2 separate regions of the Homo sapiens genome follow, and region 2 is linked to region 1. Evidence: chromatin loops called from intact Hi-C (ENCODE). Cell type or tissue: PC-3. All regions are shown on one strand. Each heading gives the region's core, and the rest is flanking DNA. Links, peaks and the distances in the headings are about the cores only.

Region 1 (2,916 bases), core at 177-2,676:
TACTGTCCCCTCCACCTCACTCCTGCCACCCAGGTTCCCTGGTGTCCTGGCACATCCCATCCCAGGACATTGTGCCTGCTCTTCCTCCTGCCCGAAATGCCTTGCCTGAGGTGTCTGTGCATCTCCCTTCCTCTCCTCCTAGAGTCTCCTCCCAAACACCACTTTCTCAGCCTGACTAAAATTATAAGCCCGCTCTTGCCAGCTGCCTCCTCCCTACTTAACATGCTCTGCACTGTATTGCTTACTGCCTGTGTATTCCACTAGAATGTAAGCTCTGTGAAGGCAAGAAGTTTGTTTCTGTTGTGTTGCATTTTGCTTCTTGTTTTGTTCATTGTGTGTTGCTGCAACCTGGGACATAGTAGGCATTCAGTAATATTTGTGAAATGGATAAATGACAGTGACCAAACAGCTGTGAAATTTGCCAGAGATTTTCTCCCTGGGAAGAGAAGATGGGCTGAACACAGTTTGATGAAGAGAGACAGTTGTGAGAAAGAACAGGGTTGTTTTATGCTTATACCCGCCAGGTGCTCCCCTTGGAGTCCAAAGCATTGTGGAAGGTGAGTCTCAGCTCCCAGTGCTAAGAAACAGTCCTCCTGTAAAGCAGAGAGCTGGCTATGATCTACATGGAGAAGGGTGCTTTGGGTAGTGATGCTGGGGCTGGATTTTGAAGATGCAAGTAGAAGCCCATCAGGCAGAAAAAGGGGAGTGCACATTTATGCCAAGATTTGAGGTATGCTGAAATGTGGGTGAGGTCTAGAGTATGTGTGAGAGGTGGTGGGCAGGGGGAGGAGAGGATGTGAGGGTCTGATGGAAGAGGTGCTTGAGTTTTACTGCTTTGGGTTTAGGGCCATTTCTGAGCCAAGAGAGCTGGTGGAGGAAGGATAATGGTGGTATCCTGTCTATAGCAGGTGGAGGGGCAGGTTCATTGCTGCTTTTATTGTCCCGGGACCAGCTCTTGGTCATCAGAATGTTTAGAGAGAATAAAAATGATATTTCCAGGCAACTGGGACAGAGTGAGAGTGCTATCCTGGGTGTAGGTTGATAACAGCTCACAGCTGCATCCCTTTCTAGGAATTGCCCTTGGCCAAAAGGAACTGCATTGCCCAAGGGGTCATGGAAACTTAGAAAGAAATGGTTGCCAGAAGGAGGGAGTGATGGGTAGAGAAGGAAATCTGAGAGTTTCCATGGAGTTGGCAACGAAGAGGTCATTGGTGACTTTGGCAGGAGGAGCCTATGAGGAAGGGTGAGGTCTGGCTTGCAGGGGGATGGAGGCCATGTGGGAGGCAATGAGGAGGAGGAGCAAGAGCTGGGTCTTGAAGGAAGGGTGGGAAGTGGGGTATGGGAAGACCTGCCAGACAGAGGGGATAATGTACACGAAGGAACCCAGGCTAAAATAATCCAGTTTGACTTCAGGGTGTGGGGGAAGGTGGGAGGGATGGCTGGAAAGGTGGATGGTGTCCAGGAATGTCTGTCTTAAACGGTAGGCTCTAGAGTTAGAGCAGAATCAACATGTTGTCTTCACACGTCTGAGCTCCACTGGGCTCAGGATACTGCCCTCTAGTGAGCACTGGGCATTTTGTCCCCAGAGCGTGGACCTGACAGGTATTTTGACCATGGTCTCTTGGGCTTGGTGTTTATGAATGCAGACATAGTGGGTTTTCTGAGGTGAGCCTCATTAAACTAGTTTAATTCCTTCATCAGTTTTCTATCCTGTCTAGTAAACTTATTTGTAATACTAATTTTACTAAAATTATTTCAAAGAATTTAATTCTGTTTTGTGTAAACTATACAGGGAGGATTGAATACATCTATCAAACTATCCATTATAACTTCTGCCATTGTGAATTTTTGTGTGGCCATTGTTTCTTTCAAATCCAATTTACGTGGACAAATATTTGCAGATCTAAATTTTATTAGGACATTTTGATCTTTTTATATATATATATCTTTTAGCTCTAACAAAGTGTGCAGTGTGGAATTTTAATCATTGTCAGTTCTATTTCATAGCAATTATACCTTCTAATAAACTTCATTATGACTAGGATAAAAATTGATAGTTTGTATTTATTTTCTTCACTAACTTATTACAAAATGAAGACTAGGCTCCCTGAGGTGGTTCCGGTTTGCTCTCTTGTCTAGAGTTGGATGATTGAATTGTAAGTCAAATTCTCTTGTCTGACTCTGATTACTTTGTATGCTGTGTATAAGTTGTCTCCACTGTTGGCGGAACATGGGGCTGGGATATCCTCAGGGCACGAATGGTACAGCAGAGCTTCCTGCCTGGGTTCCCCACTATTAGTCATTATGCTAACACTCACAGCCATTTTCTTATTGCAATCTCCTTTTTTATCCTATTTTATAGAGGCTGAAACTGCAGCTTAGAGAAGTTAAGGGGCATAACTGGGACTTGAACCTAGGCTTATCTGCATTTAAAGTCCATAGTTTAAACACTGGGCTGCACTATGGTTCACTGTATTGGTGTGCCCAGACAGCCACTCACTACCTGATGCTATGCAGGAATGGGGAGAGTTGGTTATGGTCACAGAATGTCTGGGCCAGACCTTCCCTGCCACTACACACACACACACACACACACACACACACACACACACACACACAGAACAAATGTGGACCCACAAAGGCCCAGGGGAGAGAAGGGATAAGTCCAGGCAGGGTCAAATAGTTATTGAGTGGTACAGCTGGCTGGAACCATGTGTCCAGTCCCCTGGCCAGCCCCTAGTGAGAGTTACCACCTGGCTTAGCTCAGTTTCCCATATAAGTGTCTGTGAATCTTCTCCAGCTCATCGAGTGGCCAATTTGATGGGGGAACCAGGCAATGTGAGCCACCTGAGATTAGGGACTCCTGGGTCCCACCCTCCCTTATTTCAGAGGAGTTGGGAGAACAAGCATCAGTGA
Region 2 (2,916 bases), core at 305-2,804, 68 kb after region 1:
GAGAACTGGTTGTCTCCTAACATCTATTCTCTTCTCGTTCTCTAGAACCACCATTTGTTGTTGTTGTTGCTTGCTTTTGTTTTTTTTGAGACGGAGTCTCGTTCTGTCACCCAGGCTGGAGTGCCATGGTGTGATCTCGGATCACTACAACCTCCGCTTCCTGGGTTCAAGCAATTCTCCTGCCTCAGCCTCCTGAGTAGCTGGGACTACAGGCATACTTCACCACGCCTGGCTAATTTTTTTTGTATTTTTTAGTAGAGACGGGGTTTTACTGTATTGGCCAGGCTGGTCTCAAACTCCTAACCTCAAGTGATCCGCCTGCCTCGACCTCTCAAAGTGCTGGGATTACAGGCGTGAGCCCCTGTGCCCGGCCTAGAACCACCAATTTTTAGTTGGCTACATTTCCTAGCCTTCCTGATAGCTAGGTTTAGCCAGTTAACTGAGTTCCGGCCAAGCTGAGCACAGTGATGTGAGCTATTTCCAGGTGGTTCCTTTAAAGGGTCTGCCTTCTATTTCCCCCTTTTTCCTTCCCATTTTGTCAGGAATGCAAACATAGTGGGGGTGAGCCATCTGGGACCTGGGGAGGAGGCAGCTTCCCTGGGGATGGGAGCAGCAGGCAGATTGAAGGAGTCTGGGCTCCTGACACTGTGTGCAATAGCCATGGCGCCAGCCTGCACTGATGGTGCCCAAGTTGTGGTGCAAGAGAGAAATAGACGTCTCTCTTATTTAGGCTACTACTATTTTGGATCTCTATTCATAGCAGCCACATCTAGATCATCAATTATAATTCTTAATTTGAAAGTTGAATGTATGCATTTGGAGAATAAGGAACGTGCCTAAACAAACCACCTTCTGGTTTTGGCAACCCAAAACATGTTTGAATTTGGAGGCATTCCTTAGTGAGTAGGAAGAATGGAAGGCTTTCCAAAGCCCTTCCAGTGTGCAATGAGTTTTAACTGACGCCCTGTAAAGCCCCCCTGGGTGTTCCTCAGATCTCTCTCCTCCTCTCTGTGTTGGAATATCACTACCCGGGCTGAGGAGCTTATCACCTCTTGCGGGATTGAAAGGTAAACTCCAAGAGGGCTGCGGCTTTGTTTTGCTTACCACTTAGCCTCACGCCACAGAGTGTTTGGCAGATAAGAGGGGCTGGTTGAATTAAAAGACATAAGGCTCCAACCTGGCCTCCCTGCCGCTGGGCTCACTGCCCTCCTCCCCAGTCCAGTCCACACAATCACTTTTCTTAGTATTTCTATCACGCAGATCCTACCATACAACCCATGCCCCCCCTATTTAGCCTCTCAGTGGCTCCCTGCTGACCACAGGATCGAGTCCACACTCCTTGAGTTGTGACATGTGGGGTCCTCAGTCCCAGTTCCCCCGACACTTGCCCTGGGCCACAGGCTCGTCCCACTGTGCAACCTGTGGCTCCCAGGCATGCCACTGTTTCCTACTCTGGTGCCTGTGTATGTTTTGTTGTGTGCACACTTGCAGTGCCCTTCCCGCCTCCTTCACCCGGGGAACATCTCACCCTCCAAGACTAAGCCTTTGCTTCTTCCCACCAACCACTGTCCAGACGGACCAGTCTTCCATGCCTGGCTGCTCCCCACACAATCTTACTTCCATTGCAAAATGTGTTTCTGCAGAGGTCAGTTCTCCGGAGTCTTCCCCTCTGGCAGCCTGGGTTGCCTACACCTTAATTCCTGATGCACAGATCAGAGTAAACATCAATGAAAGTAACACATGAGTCAAGTGATCCTGGTTTTATTCTATCCTTGTAACTCTGAATAAGTCATTTCCCTTATCCCCTGACCTGAAGTCCCTTTGTATGTGAAATGGGGATGATAATACCTCTGCTGCCTATCCCACCTGGCCTGCAGGTATTGACAGAACGTGTGTGGATAAGGGGAAGCTTCTGCACAGACATGGGCATACACGTCAGTTATCCATGCTGTGTTAATGGGGTGGCTTCTGAGCCACATCCAATAAACACAATTAATTCTGACACTGAATAAAATGAACTATCCAAAGGATGGGCCTGACTGATTCGTGTAACTCTTATAAAGCACTGACCATGTGCCAGACACAATGTGAGCATTTTATAATATTACCTTATAACACTACCTCATGTAACACTACCTCATGTGACCCTACTGGCCACTCTCTGAGGTGGGCATTTCTCTCATCCCCATTTTACAGATGGAAGAACTGAGGAGAGTTTGATGACACTGCTTAAGGTGCAGAGCTAGTGAGTAGAGGAACAGAGTCTGAAAGCAGGCAGTCTGACTCTGGGGTCTGGGCTGTTCACTTTTACACAGATTATTTTCCCAAGGCCAGTAAGGGCCAGAGGGATGACAGCTTTGTCATAGAAGACATGTAGGATGCTCATAATTATAATTTTTATTTGACATCAGGGGAGAAAACAAAAATCCCAGAACAGAGTCCCCTGTGCTGTCCTGTGGGCGCCTCATAGATGCAGGGCTGGGCAGTTTCACAGTAATGAATGCAGACCTCTTAATCAGGTGATCTGACAACCGTGCCACTTGCCAGGGAAATGATGCCCCTCTAGAAGAGATTGTGTGGCGAATAAGAAAAATAAATGAATCGGGAGTATGTCAGAGCTGATAAGCCTCAGGGACACGGCTGGGACACAGTGAGGGTGTGCGATTTTAAGGCAGTTGCCAGTGGAGGCATTGGGACTGATTTCACAGGCATCTGTCCCCAGAGAATTGGGGCCTGCCTGCCTCCTGCCAGCACTGGCCATAAGCCCATACCCTCTGGCTCATGCCTGGCTAGTTGTCCCAGCCTTCCAGGACTATCATGTTGTGGGTGCCCAAGAGGGCTCAAGAATCCCACTGAGAGGGGTGAGGCAGTTCCCTCCTGGGTGGGGCCTGCGGAGGTGCTAGAAAGCAGCAGGAG

Evidence for each region. A loop is a pair of places that touch in the nucleus more often than their neighbours do. Peaks named below come from ENCODE experiments on the same cell type or tissue, not always from the same donor. Only the 100,000 strongest peaks of a DNase experiment are listed, where the experiment ranks them.
Region 2: a loop joins it to region 1, with 7 times the contacts of the local background. A loop is called at or near these places in 1 of 110 quality-filtered maps.

What each region holds. Positions count from the first base shown.
Region 1 is chr5:133,753,387-133,756,302 of GRCh38, reverse strand. It overlaps a transcript of FSTL4 not described here. Among named protein-coding and RNA genes, the nearest start is that of FSTL4, 140 kb to the right of the region's middle. In PC-3, for the core only: CTCF peaks have their summits at 1,373 and 1,573 (motif pointing left); a DNase peak (open chromatin) is centred at 2,242; H3K27ac peaks cover 1,026 bases.
Region 2 is chr5:133,685,584-133,688,499 of GRCh38, reverse strand. It overlaps a transcript of FSTL4 not described here. Among named protein-coding and RNA genes, the nearest start is that of FSTL4, 75 kb to the right of the region's middle. In PC-3, for the core only: no CTCF peak of the experiment used is centred there; a DNase peak (open chromatin) is centred at 1,769; H3K27ac peaks cover 1,941 bases.